Linked DNA regions of Homo sapiens: region 2 is linked to region 1. Evidence: chromatin loops called from intact Hi-C (ENCODE). Cell type or tissue: K562. All regions are shown on one strand. Each heading gives the region's core, and the rest is flanking DNA. Links, peaks and the distances in the headings are about the cores only. Region 1 has its middle 370 kb from the start of GPAT3. Region 2 overlaps LINC02994 (long intergenic non-protein coding RNA 2994).

What was found. Hi-C counts contacts between places; a loop is a spot of excess contacts. Peaks named below come from ENCODE experiments on the same cell type or tissue, not always from the same donor. Only the 100,000 strongest peaks of a DNase experiment are listed, where the experiment ranks them.
Region 2: a loop joins it to region 1, with 4 times the contacts of the local background. A loop is called at or near these places in 8 of 110 quality-filtered maps.

What each region holds. Positions count from the first base shown.
Region 1 is chr4:83,902,270-83,910,611 of GRCh38, reverse strand. No RefSeq gene overlaps it. Among named protein-coding and RNA genes, the nearest start is that of GPAT3, 370 kb to the right of the region's middle. In K562, for the core only: a CTCF peak has its summit at 4,466 (motif pointing left); no DNase peak of the experiment used is centred there.
Region 2 is chr4:84,240,399-84,248,740 of GRCh38, reverse strand. It overlaps LINC02994 (long intergenic non-protein coding RNA 2994), which reads left to right. Exons shown (of 9, transcript NR_125909.1): 5 at 5,525-5,630. It also overlaps the pseudogene LOC152845. Among named protein-coding and RNA genes, the nearest start is that of LINC02994, 55 kb to the left of the region's middle. RefSeq lists enhancers at 2,944-3,917, 3,918-4,891. In K562, for the core only: a CTCF peak has its summit at 4,105 (motif pointing right); no DNase peak of the experiment used is centred there; H3K4me3 peaks cover 335 bases.

The sequences.
Region 1 (8,342 bases), core at 43-8,042:
GTTCTCATCATACGTTGGAGACTCCTGTAACTTTAGGTAAGTCAAATTCTTTCTGAGGCTCAAGTTTCTGGTCTGCAACAAGCAAATGATATCCTCAATTACCTCAGATGGTTGCTGAAATGGCAAAGTTAAACAGTATGTTGTGAGAACATAGGGAACCACAGAAATACAACATAATATCAGATATTAACCTTCCTTGAAATCTAGATAGATAGATAGATAGATCGTTCAGAAGACTACAAGTATGTAGAAAGGGCAGGAAAAACGGCAGATGATTATCCAAAAGTATGTTTGTAAGACATCAAAATAATTTTCTACCTTCCTAAATTTGCCAAATGAGATCTTTAATAGCACTATTAAGTACATTGCATATTATTTTCTTCATTTTAGGGAATGAGGCTTAGAGAACATTAATTTATTCAACGTACATTCATTAACCACCTCCGATGCAAGCACTGAAAGTTAAGCTTTTCCAAGCCAACATTTCTTTCAAGCAGCAAAATCAGAATTCACACTCAGGTCTGTTTGTATCATATTAACAAACATGATACAAAATGTCTGGAAGCTGTAAGGAACATTAGAGTTCATTCATTCCCAACCCTCTACTCCAAGCAAGGATAGAGAGAAAGATTCTTCGCATCATTAATAACGCAGATGCAAGCATAGATAGGTTGCTGATAACAATCTCAGATGAAAAAACCAACATACGGGATGACAAGGCAGAATGTGTTAGTTAATCAAATTTCTTAATCATTCACTGGCCACCTAGGCTGAGCCAGGTAATAATATGGTAGGTGATTGTGCAGGTACAAACATGTAACAAATATTTCCCTACCCTGGAGATGTACCAAAGCTAGGGGGCAACAGACGGAGGAAAGGACAAAGACATCCAAGGACACCCGAGGATCATCCTTGACCAACTTGTTTCTCAGCACAGGAGAGACAGTCCTTGGGAATAACTTTACATGTGTTGTGGTCGTTGTTTTTAATGTGTGTGGGGAGAGTGAGAGGACACTGGCATTTTTAGTGAATGAAGCAAGTCAATTTTGTGCTGTTGATGTAAAGGTCATCCCATAGGTACATTGTGTAAGGCCTGGGGGAAAACGTCATATTAAAAATAATCAATGTTTGGCTGTATATACTAACATTTGATTAGCACTTTAGGATTCCCAGAACACTGACAAATGGATTATCTCTTTCAGGTTAAAACATTATAATTTACAAAAAAACCTGGATAACTTTCTATGCAGAAAATGAAAATACAGAAATTCTGTTCTCTTGCTTCACTTTTCTTCTCCATACAAAATCAACCCTCCTTAACTCATCCCCTCAAGTTTGCCAACGTTAATCATTTCCTATTAAATTCCATTGGAGACAGGGGGCATAGAGAGAAAACGTATGCCCTTGCCCTTTAAAAATAAATATATATATATATATATATATATATATATATATATATATATATATTCTGAAACATATGTGGCAGGCAGCTCAGAGAAATGAGTCACATTTCCATATGAAGATTGAGGATTATCAGTAAACTTGATGAAAGCTAAATTCTCTTTCCCAGGCATAACTGCCACACAGGAGCTTCTCTCTCTCCCCACTTCTCAATGGTTCATTATTATGCAGGTAGCAGTTAGAATTCTGCAGAGCAGGAAGGCGTAGCTAATCTCTGAAGTCCAAAGTTTGTTAAAATGCACGTAACTATACATAAGAAAAATCTTAGATTCTTCTGTTTCCTAAATGCATATGGGGAACTAGGTTTGAAATTAAAGATAAAAAAGAAAAGTGAAGAAAATTGTTGTTTCTCTGGGTGTCATATATTCATCAGGATAGAGCTGCAGAACAAATTCGATGAAATAAAATTAGTGTTTATAAGTCAATGTGAACTCTAAAAAAGCATCTGAACACAGAATTTTCCATGGACATTTGGAAACACTTAGTTTCTCAGCCCCAACTCACTAATGCAGGTTCAATGAATATTAGTGAAGAGGAACCACCAAGGGGTAAATGGATCTTTAATTTTTATTTCCACTCTCCTTTTTTCATCCCCCAAAATGGCCCTTTCGGGAACATCACACACCGGGGCCTGTCGTGGGGTGGGGGGAGAGGGGAGGGATAGCATTAGGAGATATACCTAATGTAAATGACGAGTTAATGGGTGCAGCACACCAACATGGCACATGTACACATATGTAACAAACCTGCACGTTGTGCACATGTACCCTAGAACTTAAAGTATAATAATTTTTAAAAAATGGCCCTTTCAATGCCTCCTTAACAGTTCAAACAGATGTCTTATCCTTTGTGCCCTGTACTTGGAATCATACTTGTTAGCCTACTTTCATATAGAATGCTTTAGAATTGGCGTTGTCCCGGAAGTCACTGATTACTTTAAAAGGATACTTCCATGCCTGGAATAGGATGGCCCAATCCAGGCATAACAAGAGTGGCCACTGAAGGAGATTTCATCTGAAAGCAAATGGCAGTCACTGATGGGTATCAAGAATGGAGACATAAAGAGCAGGAGCTCATTCAGGAGGGAGGTTTACAGTGAAGAGAAGGGAATGAGCATTTATGGAGTGTCTGCATGAGGTCTGCTGCTTCGCTGCATTTTCTCATTCAATTCTTACAACTCTTCAGGTGAACATTATTATGCTCCTTTTTATAAATTAATTCTATCAGCAAATATATATATATACTATCTATTACATACATAGACATCTATTTTTATTCATCGTTGATAAGTAAACAAGACTAGAAGGTCCTCTCCCTTACGGATATTATTAGATAATATAATTCTAAAAGGCTTCATATCTAGAAAACATGTATGCATGTGTATTAATAAAGGGCTATTAAATCAGTGACTATACACTTCTAATAGCCTGATGCACATTCCATACCTTTGGAGTTCTTTGTCAATTGTAAAGCAAATATGAGAGTTTCATTTGTGGGATATTATTAATTATATTGGGATATCTCCTGATCTGAAAAATGGGGATAAGAATACTTACTCATAGAGCTGCTTTAAAGGTTGCAGGAGACAACAAATATATGTTTATGGGCTCAATAAATGTTATTTGCCCTTCCATTTTGCTTTATTTCTCTTCCAAGTTATTCAAGTTATTCTCAAGTTTCTCTTCCAAGTTATTCTCTTCCAAGATATTGGTAAATGCCATTTACCAATAAGTAAAATGCAATCTGAGAAGCATTTATATTGGATTCCCATAAGGGGAAAATGATTAATTTCTTAAGCAATGAAAAGATATATTTTGAAGGAGCCTTACCTGTGAAATGGTCTCATTGGCTGACATCCATGAACAGCATTAGAGAAAAAAATTGTTGAATCTAAAAAACATATTTTATGCTTTCATACCACTCTGTAATTTTTAAAAACCTGAAATTATAGGGCAGCTTTATCACAGCGAAGTCTTGCCCACATTCTTCTTCTAATATGTCTCAAACTTATAGTTTCAGGAAAAACATGAGAATGAAAACAGCAATATTTGGTAAACACCAAAATATCAGTGATGCTACCTTTAAGAAACATTTAATAATAAACTTGTGCTGAACTTGTTAATAAGTGCTGTGCTTTTATTCTCATTCTCTCTGTCTGTCTCTCTCTCTCTCTCCCTCGTTCTCATTTCTGCCAATTGTCTTAAAGATGTTACAGGGTTTAAAACAATATATTGTCATAAATCTCCAAAAGATGGCGATGGAGAAAGGCATTACCAAGTTGGACTTAGGATTCTTCCCCCCAGTTAAAAAAGACACCGAGCTCCCTATTTCCTCACCAGTTTGGCTGCTTTCCCAGCAGTCTTTAGTGATGAGGAATATTTATCAGTACTTTTTCTTCTTCTTCTTGGCCAACTCTGTCAAAGAAAATTCCAAAAGAGAAGGCAATCTCAAAATAATTGTCTTACTAGAAATCAACAAACCAACAGAATCTTACTATCTAAACAACTGTTTCCCAATTTTCTCCAAAGTACAAAGGCATGCCTGTGGAGTGTTTCAGTCTATGTTCCAAGAAGCAACAGTGAACACTTTTTCCTCTTGCAATAAATATCCACAGTAGAGGCCATCAAAATAACAGTTTGGTCCAAAAAAAAAAAAAAAAAAGGTCTTTATCCTGATTACCAAAATCTTTTGAACATTTACTTTCAAAAGATGAAGTATAATTAGACATAATTATCTGTTTCTTTGTAATGTCTTCCAGGAGAGTCTAGAAAACAGTTCTGACATAGCAGTGTGACCTTATATAAATAATTGTTCCTCCTTCTGCCCATTCTTTAACTACCAACTGAGATAACTGTTAGACCATGGTTTTCAACAGGGGTTAATCCCCATTCCACCACCACCACCACCACTGCCAGCAGCAGCAGCTGCTGCAGCACCCACCCTCTGCACTCTCACCCAGATTTTGGCCATGTCTGGAGACATTTTTGGTTGTCACAACTGGGGGATGCTACTGACATCTAGTGGGTAGAGGGCAGGGATGCTGCTAAACATCTTACAATGCACAGGACAGCCCCCCACAAAAAGAATAATCTGGACCAAAATGCCAATAGTGCCAAGATGAAAAACCTTGTTAGAAGATCTATGAAGATACTTCAACACTGAACTTTTACAAAGAGTTACTGCATATGCACAAATATGTATACACACACAAATATATATCGAACCAAGGTTCCCACTTAAATAAGTCTCAGATACATCTTGATGTTCCAAACAACAAGAAGGAAGTGCAAAAATTCGGCAGCTAGCCAACTAAGCAACATACACTAAGTGTTTCCAGTAGACATAATATGGGCAGAAAAATGTCTTACAATGTAGTTTCAAATGCAATAAAAACTCAGCCATTGTGAGCCCCACCCAGAATAAATAAGGTGGAGAACATCTGAAAGAGGGAACAGCTGCATGGTCTATAACAACCTTTTACCTCAAGTCAAATCCTGATGGAAACCTAGTACTTTGCTCAAACTAAAGCAAGGTAACCGTGAAGAGAAGTTTATGAAGATTTTTAAATAATGTATTCTTCAAAGGAATTGGTCCATGGATCTGACCATATATGTATCCCATTGATGTATCCCATTATAACAGTCAGAGCAACTAGATAGCCAGATCGAAAACACATAGATCACATTTACAATAAAACTAGATGGCAAGGTATCCACATGGTGTGAATCCCCAAAATCACATAAGGTGGAAAAGCCACCAGCAGCCACAAGATGTTCATACTGCCAACATCAGTGCAGGAAAAAGCAAAGAAAAACAATACAGGTCTATGGACTAAGAATAGGAGAGCCTCAAAATAGCCAGCAGATATTACTAGAAATCTTGGCAAGCCAATTTGAGAATAGGAGATGACACTGGGACAGTTTTGCTCAATCTAATATCATGTGTGTACAAAGGACATAAGTAAATACCTAAAAGAGCTGGAGCAGTCTAGCCACTGTGCACACTGGAAACTGACCAGCCAGGTGTGTCTTTTAGGATGGGGACTCATACCGAGGAGAAATGGTGACAGTGGGATCAAAATGAAGCAGGTCAGGCATGGTGGGTGGTGCCTGTAATCCTGGCTAAGGCAGGAGAATTGCTTAAAGTGAGGAATTCGAGACCAGCCTGAGATGCATAGTAATACCCAGTCTCTAAAAAAATTAAAAGAAAAAAAAATAGCCAGACATAGTGGCACATGCCTACTGTCCCATCTACTCAGGGGCTGAAGTGAGAGAATCTCTTGAGCCCAGGGTTTTGAGGCTGCAATGAGCTATGACTGCACTACTGTAGACAACAGAGTAAGACCCCTTCTTTAAAAAATAAATAAATACAATTTTTTAAAAGTTAAGCAAGATATGGACAAAAAAAAAGACAAAGAAAAGAAATGTTTCTGATCTAGAAAATTAGCAAGAAATCTCAGAAATCAAGCTGTCATGCTTCTTGGCACAACATAAAAATAAGCAAACAAACAAAAGGAGAAGAGGGAGTTCTATAAAGTTGCACAGCTATCTGAACCAAGGCTCCTTCTAACATTCTCAAAAAACTAAATTAACATGAAAATGAGCAGCAGGAATGTATTGAAGTCTATATCTTAGATAGTTACTATAAGAGAAAAGATAAATAAGAAACAGAATAACATCCTTATAGTTCAGGTCTGCCCAATAGAACTTTTCCTGGTGATGGAAATGTTCTATATCTGTGCCATCCAACATAGTGGCTCCTAGACACATGTGACTATTGACTAATGAGCCCAGGGAACCAAATTTTAACTTTATTAAATTTTAACTAATTAAAATGTAAATAGCTATATGAGGCTAGTTGGTACTATATTGCATAGCACAACTATAGAAAAGAAAAGCATGCCAGAAAAAAAATTTCAAAAAGCAATCAAAACTGTAACATAATACTTCAAAATGATTTAAAGTCATTAAGAAAGTAATACAATATGACAGTAACATAAATCAAAATTAGAATAATTGACTGAGATAACACTCAAGAAATAATTAGAAATTAAGAAACAATTATTTTAAAAGTGAAGACTTAATTAAAAGAAAATGAGTAAATAACAATACTTTGAAATAAATAGAAGAAAAAAGGAGAAAAAAATTAAACATCAAAAGCAAATGAAGAAAGAGATGAAAATGATGTGGGAAAAGAGAGAAATATTGAAGCAGTTAAGAAGACCCAACACACGGATAATATGAATACCTGAAGAAGAAAACCAGTATTGATAAGCACTAAAACAAATTCTCAAGAATATAATTCAAAAACAAATTTCTGAAATAAAAAAGACTTGAAACTACATATTGAAAATGTACAATATATACTTGAAAATATAAACCCAGAATAACAAAAAGCAAGAAATAAATATTCTTGTAAAAGAACAGGAATTTAAAGAAAAAATTCTTTTGGAATCTGGACTAAAGAACATATGACTTACATAATTGATTGGATTATTAGTCTGTCATTAGACTTTTCAACAACAGTTTATCCCAAAAGAAAACTGAATAACTGATTTAAAACACTCAAGAAAAAAAGTGCACCAAATATTTTATATTCAGAAAAACTAACATTCAAATATACAGGAGACAGACAGCAAGCGATAATAGTTCAGTTTCTATTCTCCTCACGAGTACTTCTCAAGGAATCTACTACAGAACAAGCTTCAAACAACCAAGATCAGTAGAGACTGGTGAAAAACATTAAGTATGTAGCAATTTATAGAATTAAGTGAGGATTAAACGGGAGAAATTATAGTATGTAATGGCTATGTGATCTAATAATACAAATCCAGTAAAATTATTAAAAACTGTGGGGAGTACAGGACTAACATATATAAAACAAATGATAACCTGTTTTCAGTTTTTTTAGAATTGGCAATGGTAGTATTAGTATTGTTGTTCTCACCCTATTGTATGTATACAAAAGGAAAACAAATAATTATGGGGTTTCCTAATTCTATTACTCCTGTGCCCTTGAGAACTAAAATTCTTGGTGCAGAATTCAGAAGACAAGGATATAATATAGATCCAGATAAATTAAAGCACACTAAGCTTAAATATAAATTGGAAATATTGGTATGAATTTATAAGTATTTTGTGTGTTTACACTAAAAATATTTATTTCAGTAATATTTTATATTTTTGTATTTACATAATACAATATATAATGCATATATTATTCATATTATAAAGTGCGTATGTGTGTGTCCTAGCTCTGTCCACTGAAAAGGCCAAGAAACAATGATCAACCAAGTAGAAATAAGGCTCTCTCGTACTTAGGCTGTGGTTTTGAAAAACCATCTCTATAAAAAAAAACAATCAAGCAGCAGAGCTTTTCAAAATATAGCTGTTTTCAGGTCAGCATCAGAAAATGTACAAGATGACCCTGAAACATCTTGACATATCAAATGGATAGCAAAGAGTCCATGTAAGATTACTAGGGTCATGGCAAAAGGTCTCAGAAATCAATTCCTCAGGATCTCACTGGCCAAAGATGAAACAATGTAAACTCGAATAAGGATAAGCAGTCCAACAGATTGAAAACCAAGAAATACATTTAAATTATGTTTGAAATCCATGAGTTCATATGAACCAATTGATCTTAAATTAAGTAAAAAGACAGCAGTCTGTCACTAGATAAACAAATGATAGATAAGGGGACTCACCTCCTTTAAAATCTTCTTCAGCGAATAAGAAAAAACAAAATGATAGAAAAACACTCTTTTTTAGCCCCCAGTGAAGGAATACATTTAAGTATTGAGACTTAACAGCCGCTGACATCACAAAGAAACAAAAACCAGATTTGATATGTCTCTCAGTGAAGTGACACAAAACCAAAGG
Region 2 (8,342 bases), core at 209-8,208, 340 kb before region 1:
TTTATTCTTTTTTTCTTTTCTATAATCCCTTCATTTAAAGATATCAGTACAATTTTCTATTCTTCCCACATACAGAGGGTGTTGCTGGCACTGCATCATTAGGCTGTGTTCTTGGGGGTGTTTCAGTGGGCTTGGTATGGGCTTGTGTTTACCCCTCCACATATTTTCCTGGTGTTTCTAGAGGCCAATGCCCTATTTTGGGATACCTCTGGTGTCCGGCACAAAATTTTTGGAGTCATCTCAGAATTCTGCCTACCAAAATGGGCAATAGGGTATCAATTTTCAAAACATATTTATCTATTTGCATGTGTGTGTGTGTGTGTGTGTGTAAGTGTGTGCACTCATGCAGTTTTTAAAAATTTTGTGCCTGGCCATAGTGGCTCATGCCTGTAATCCCAACACTTTGAGAGGCTGAGGCAGGAGGATCACTTGAATCAAGGAGTTTGAGAATGGCCTGGGCAACATAGCAAGACCTTGTCTCTATTATTAAAAAAAATTGTAAGATATAACAAGATGCTAATAAGTGATCATTCTTTTCACTTGGCAGCTGAGAGTAAATGTTAATTTTCATATTTTTTTCATCATTCAGAAGTTTTTAATAAACAACTTCATTATAAAAACCTTTTTTTGAAAATGTAATTCTGTAAAACATTGAAAAACCTACTTTAACAGAGATATGCCCTGTGCATTTTCTAATGGCACTTATACTTTACAATTAAAAACCTTGTTTTATATGAAGCCAAAAATACTCTAAGAGGTTATTCACTGTGTTTACAAAGTGCTAGAAGATTTCTGTCTTGTATTTTTCTCTTTAAATAATCTGAAGTTACAAGAGACTGGCTCCAAAGCCTTGACCGCTGGTAGGGAAGGAGAAGCGTGAGAAGTGGTGTCTCAGGAGTTCTAGTGCCAAATATGCAGAGGTGGAAAGGTGCAAGTGCAAAAAATCAGCTAAGGAAGTCAGCTGACACACAAAGAAATTGGACTGGAATTTTTCCAAACCCCTCCATGGAGGCACTAGATGTTTATGGTGAACACCCTTTTCCCTCGCCATAGACCCTACTCTCCAAAGGTGAAGGTCAAGGCCAATCCCTTCCACAGCAGGTTCAGAGTTTCAGGAGAGGCCAGGGTGGGGTCCCAGAGGAATCTGGACTTTTCTGGCCAACACCTGCCTAAGGCAAAGTTTCTTATTACACAAATATCCTTGTTAAAAAGCAAAATATTGATCCTGTACAATATAACCTGTTAAAAAATCTTGCTTACAAACAGCTCCTAGATAAGAGGGGAGGTGGAGAGAGGACGGAGAAAACAGCTACCAAAAAGGGAAGGGGGAATTTAAAGGACTACTAGGGAAGGTTTTAGGGCAGTGGGAGAATTCCAACTTAGGACAGTATCTACGAGCAAAAAACTAATCACACCTGCTTCCCGGATTTCAATTAAGAAAATGCCATTTGTAAAAGGTTGGGCGGGGGGGATCCTCATTGGTGCTCCCTTCCCTGCCTCCCACCTCAAGATGATGCAGAGATCCTTTGAGCTGACACCTGGGCATGTCATCCCCTTACCCTCAGGACTGCATTCAGCCCTGACCAGCTACTGTGTAGGGTGGGAGGGGAATAGCTCATTGCTGACAGAGGCTGGAGATGGCAGGGAAAGGGGACATCACCCCTGTTTTTCCTGGTCCCTCATTGGTCTTTGTCATATGCCATGGCTCCTGTCCTGGGCAGATGCCCCTCAGGTTCTCATGGCCTCAGTGAGCATACTGAAGTGAGTTTGGGTACTGAGTGTAGGATAAAGCTATTCTTGTCCTTTGAACAACCAGGCCACTAAGGCTTCCCCCACCCCCAGCCCCCCAGATTTTAGGAAGGGAGGTTTAAGAAATGACTGGCTAGCTATGGTCCAAAAAAAAAGGTGAAGGCAGATATTATTCCTCTGTACCAGCAAAGTTCACAGTGATAGGAAAATTCCTTGTGGGTGCTGAGGACACTGAGGGAGGAGGAAAGGAAAGACAGGATAGATGGGAGGACACAGGAGTGAGGAAGGCAAGGAGAAAAGACAGGATGTGGGGGCAAGGCCCCAGTTACAAGGGTTCAAACAGTTGCTTTGCCAGTCCTATGACTTTCCCAGCATCACTTATGGGGAGAGAGAATTCGAGGGAGGGACAGGAAAGGGCAGGCAGAGAGGAAAGGACTCCTCTAACAGCCCAGGACTTTGTATTCTGCAGCCAGAGGCCCAATGGCCTCTGTAAACTGAGGGTGTAGGGAAGGTGGCAGTTAAGGTGAGAAGGGTTGCTGGGTCTAGTGATGAAAACCAGATACAACAAGGAGGATGGCAACAGCGAGTCCCAACTCGATTCTCACATACCATCACCTATAATACAAGTCCCAATAACATGACAGCATGCAGGAGGTGGCTGCGTATCAAGGTAGACGCTTTTTAAAATAAACCTTAATTAGTCCCTGGGACTCACTGAAACTAACTTTTAGAAGCAAACCATCTAGTCTGATTCTAACCTTGCCAGACATTTTAATATCTGGTTTTGTTTTTTAAAAGGTATCCCAAGCTACCCTGCCTATATCGAAACACACTCCAAATTGCTTCCAATCGAGGGCTAGGGAACTAAATGTTAAGGCCTTTACCTCAAACAAGGAGTACTGGCTTGGGCTGAAGCAGAAGCCTGAGTCCTGGACCTGCTCAGTTCCTGATGACAAACCAAGTGAACCTAGACAGAAGGTGGGTGAGGGAGGACTGGTACCAGGCTGAGGCAGTTCCTTGGTAGTTTGTCCTGAAACCCTAGTGGAGAAGTCAGTATGAGGCACCTACTGAGAGAAGTGCCCAGAAACTGCTGACTGCATCTGTTAAGAGTTAACAGTAAAGAGGTAGAAGTGTGTTTCTGAATCAGAGTGGAGGTGTCTCAAGGGTCCCACAATGGAGGTCCCTGAGTTGCCTCCCTTCCATGAGTGGGAAGAGTGAAGCCCATGAAGATCTAAGATGAAGCAAGGATGGGGTTCCTGGGCTCTGGGCAAGGGCTGTGCTCTCTGCGGCAGGGAGCCCCACAAGTCAGAAGAGAAGAACTAATCATTTGTTGCAAGAAACCTTGCTGGATACTAGGGGAAAACTGGAGGCGGGGGCAGGGGCACAAGAAGTGGAAGTGATGTGATGGAGAGCAGAGAAGCCTTCATGGGGGACACGGACGGGGTGGGTACTAAGGCTCCCTAACAGAGCCAAAAACTGAGCTGAGGACCTCTGTGGGGGCTACTGGAATGCTTGGTGGAAACGAGGCAGGGTGGTGCTACTCAGGCCAGACGTGAAGACAGGAGGCAAGGAGTGCAGAGGCCCAAAGTTCAGTGGTCACCCCGCTCCTGGGGAATCTTGAGGCTGAGCTTGCAAAGTGGTGAGCAGGGGCTGTGCCTCTGCCTGGGAGTAGCCCATGACCAGGCCTCCCGTGGCCCCAGGTGGGTTACACGGGGGCAGGTTGAGTGGAAGAAAGCCCAGTAGGTGGGAGAAGTCCACGTTAGCAGCGCAGAGGGCCTCAGAGAGGTTGGCGGGGCTCTTGGCAAACAGTGCTTCATCTAGGAGGGCCGCAGCTGCCGCCGGCTGAGGTGAGGCGGGCTGGGGTTCAGCGGCTGAGAGAGACAGGCTTCCAGGAAGCTCCGCCAGAAAACTATCCACCTCCACTTTGGGCAATTTGTCGGGCAAGTATGAGGTAGATCCAAGCTGGTATTTTGGAGGGAGCTGAGCTGGGGAAGAGATAGGTGAGGATTCCAGAGGGCAGCTCATACCCATGGGCAGCGTGTTGTGCATCAGAGAGTGTTGCACGCCCGTGCTGGGCATGGTAGGGATGTGGGCACCATACATGCCCATGGGCAACATGCCAGGGAAGGCCTTGGTTCCCATTACTTCCCGAGAGGCCATGCACAGCACAGGGCTCAGCTCTTCCTTCACACTGACTGTGGAGCTGCAGCTAAGTAGGCCTAACATGTCCCCACGGGCTCTGTCTTGATCTTGAGCTGCTCCTGCAAGTGGCTCTTCTTGACATGACGCATCAGGTGGTCCTTACGGCCAAACCGCGGGGCACAGTACTGACACAGGAAGTCCTCACGGCCTGTGTGCACCACTAGGTGCCGCTGTACATCCTTACGAGTATAGAACCGCCGGTCGCAGTGGTCACAGGGGTGCTTCTTCTCCTTGGCACTGCCTGCTACCCGGCGTGAGTGGCCCTTCAGGTGCTCTAGCAGGGCCTGGGTACTCTCAAAGGTCTGCAGGCACACCTTGCAGCTGAGGTCACCGCTGCTGGCAGCATGCATGGCCAGGTGGCGCCGGTGGCCCAGCTTCGTATTGTAATTCTTACCGCACTCAGAGCAGCGGAGGGCCTCTTTGTTAGGGTCATGGGTCTGCAGATGGTTCCGCAGATGATCCTTGCGGTGAAACACCTTATCACAGTACATACACTGGTGGGTTTCTGGGCTGAGTGGGTGGCCATGTGCCTATACAGCTTGTATTTGGAAGCAAAAGACTCGCCACAGTGCAGCTGACGGCAGCTATATGGTCTCTGCTCTGGTTGTGGGAGGCTGTGAGGCCTCAGCTTCTCTCCATTTGAGAAAGGTTTCTCCGAAATTTCACATTGGCACTTCACTTGACTCTCCGCCTCCCGGCCCCGAGGCCTGGGAACTAGTTTCCAGCCCACTTCCTCCTGATTTGCATCTTGAATCCAGCGGGGGACGCTGGTGAAAAATGTGGTCATGGCAAGGCTAATGGCAAAGGGCCATGTTATTGAGAATTCCTCACCGTCCGCTCCACACAGGCTCTCAGCTCTGTCACAGCCTCCAATGCAGCTTTGAGAAAACAATCTCTTCGCCGCACTCGGGGCCCCACCGCTGCGGGTTGGGCGGCGCTCGGGCTCCGCCAGTATTTTCAGATTTTTAATCTTTTTTGGTTGTCAGCATTTTCTAGTATTTCTATACAAATACATATTTTAAAAGTGAGCTATTTTTAAGACGTTTAAGTAATAACTTTAAAATGATAACCTCACATGATAAAACCCAAACATAGAACAAAATGCTAATATTATTTTCTAAGTTATTGACTTTTTTACCAGTTGCACTAACTTCACTTAATATTTATTTAAGACACAGGCACTCAATGCAGGGGTAAATGTATAGTACTTCTCTATCCTTGCTTTGAGATGACCAAAAGTGGAAAGGCAGAGAAATTGACAGGGGCACTCATTATGGAGCTCATAGGGAGGGTGATTCCTCCCTGCATGAATTACTCATAAAAGAAGTACAAGAGATTCATGACATTGCTCCTGACAGCATTGAAATTCTTTTTAATGGGGGTATGACCTAAAACGAACCTTTGATACCTGATCATGATGATGGGCTGTTTATTTATTTCTTCTCCTTCGTTTCCAGCTGGGGAGATGATTAATGTACCTACCTTTCTTGTGATGGCCTCTGTGTATAAGTTGCTGTCCTTGAAGGACATTCAATGTTTTAAAGTGCTGATCAGTCTAATTTCTTCCTTCTAGGCTGTCTAGAAAAGGACACCAACAATCACCCATGAAGATTGCCCTTCAACCTTTGGGAGGAAATGATCGAAATGGGAGCTAGAGAAGATTGTTGTTGGAATCTCAGGTGAGGCATTTTCTATCCGATACAGGAAACTTATATACTTGTAGAGGACAGTTGAAGCCATGTTCAGGTAAAATGGTGCCATATAATGACAGCTGCCTGATGTGTGGAGGGCTTTTTTTTTTAACAATGACAACAAGTTAAGCCAAATGGCAACTGATTTTTTGTATTATTTTTATTCATGATTAATCGTGATAAAACATACATAATATAAAATTTACCATTTTAACCATTCCTAAGTGTACACTCAGTAGTAATATTCACATTGTTGTGCAAACAATCTCAATGATTTTTTTTTTATCTTGCAAAACTGAAACTCCATACCCAAGAAGCACCATCTCTCCATTTTTTCTTCCTCTCAGCCCCTGGCAACCACCATTCTACTTTCTACTTCTATAAATTTGTCTATTTCAGATACCTCATACATTGTATAATACTTTTTTTGTCTTTTTGTGACTGGCGTATTTCACTTAGCATAATGTCTTCATAAGGGCTTCAAGGTTCATCCATGCTGTAGGATGTATCAGCATATCCTTCCTTTTTAAAGGTTAAATAATATTCCATTGTTGACCACATTTTATTTATCCCTTGTCCATTGATGAACAGTTGGGCTACTTCCACCTTTTGGCTACTGTGAATAATGCTCCTATGAACATGGGTGTATTCAAATATCTGATTAAATCTTTGCTTTCCATTATTTTGACGTTTAAACTCAGTTTCACTACCACTACTCCGAAGTGGAATTGCTAGATCATATATAATCCCATACATAAGTTTCTAACTCCATCACTGGGCGGTAAATGTCGGAAACTCAGAAGTGCAGGCTTTGGTGCAGGAATGTGAGTAGTTAGAGGCCGTTACACAATACTTTAGGCCAGCGATCCAGAGCCACCCCATTGAAGATGAAGATGCATCCTTTGTTTGGCAGAAGTTACAGTAGTGATAACAGCAAGGGATAGGAAAGCTGAAGGATCTGGAACACATTAGTCATCTGGTCATAGGAAGCAAGATTGATAGTGGGTGAGCACAGAAATGTCTCACATTATGGGAATAGAAAGGAAAGAACTATAGTTTTCAAACTTCAATCAACTTAGAAAAATTTGTGTCATCTTTTGATTCCTGGGCTTCATTCTCAAGAGATTCCCATTCAGTAAGCCCTTTTGAGGCTCAAAAATCTGCATTTTAATAAACATCAGAGAAAAATAATTGGGGAAAAATAATTCCTAACAACTGTCAGGTGATGAAAACTAACTCTTGATTACCCATGTTAACATGAAGAAAAGTACAATATCCTGAATCAATGACTCTCAAGCGCTGGGCTATAAACCAATTCTGTGCTGGCTACTTCATCACTTGGATAACTTGCTGCATTAAGAAATACCTGGGCCCCAGTGCCTGATTCTCAGTGTGTGTTATATTTTTCTCTATCTTCACAGGTTGGCAATTTCATAGAAGGCCCACTTTTCCCAGTTTTAAGGTAGTGATTAAATCCAAAATACAACTGAGTGCTTTAGAGGAAGGAACACACGTGGGACTCCCATAGTTAAACTAAATGTCATACAGACTTCTCTAATGCTTTGATTTTTAGAAACTTGACTCATGCTATCACACAGTCTGTACAAGTCTGGCCCCTTCCTCAGGATTAGTGCAAATCCTGTGGTATAGCTCCGCCCAGAGACAGAGGCACCGGGAGGAGCAACTATAGACTTCATCCCCTCCTAACTTTTCAATTTTCAAACCCACTCATGAATTCTTTGAGGTTAATAACTTTACTGAAGATCCCTGGAGTGAAGACAGGCACCATATTACTACATGGCAGTAATCTCCCACTTGTTAATTGCCCCACACCATCTTCTGTTGTATTTTCTAAAATCCAAGCTCCTAATCTGTGCTGTACTTGTTCATTCAGCTCTCTAGAAATTGCAGTAGAATCTGCCATTCTCCATGGGATTGTTGCCATCAGCAAAAATTTTCTATTTACTACCAACAAGTCTCCGGAGGGGGGAATATATTGTGTTAAGATGGTTGTTTAAGATGTTATTTTCCCAGGATTCAGGATCCTGAGTCTACACGATAGAATAACTACCAAACCATATCAAGATCCTAAGGATGGTATGGGGAGGTCATGCCCTCTTCAAACTTCTGCAGTTCGACTCAAACTTTCTCTCTTTAACTTCAACCTAAGAAGGTCTCCTAATGATCCAGATCATAACACATGGAATCCATAACTCTATTAGCTTGCAATAGGCAGCCCTGAAGCCAGGATCAAGATTGCAGAGTAGCCTTCCTGATTTGCTTTCCCTTATCCCCATACTCAAATCTTAGTTCTCTGTGTTTTTAACATTCAGATTATAGGATTACACTAAGAAAAGAAGACAGTGTTTGCCCCAACAGTGATTTATTTAAATTATTTTGATGATACTAAGTATCCCAATTAATATGTTTGGACTTGACCCACTCATATCATCACTTGATCTCCTGAGGTAAGGGGATTGGCTGGTGGAAGGAAGGTAGACTGGAAAGGAGTCCCTCTAGAGCTGTTAATCTGTCCCATCAAATCACCATAAATCAGTTCCTAATTTTCAATAGAAACAGAAACAGCATTATTTTAACTGGAACCTGACTTTCATACTTCCCTGTAAACCACTATCTTGAGCACTGTGGGAATTTGTGGAGAATAACAATTTATAATTGAGGGCTGGGCACAGCGGCTCA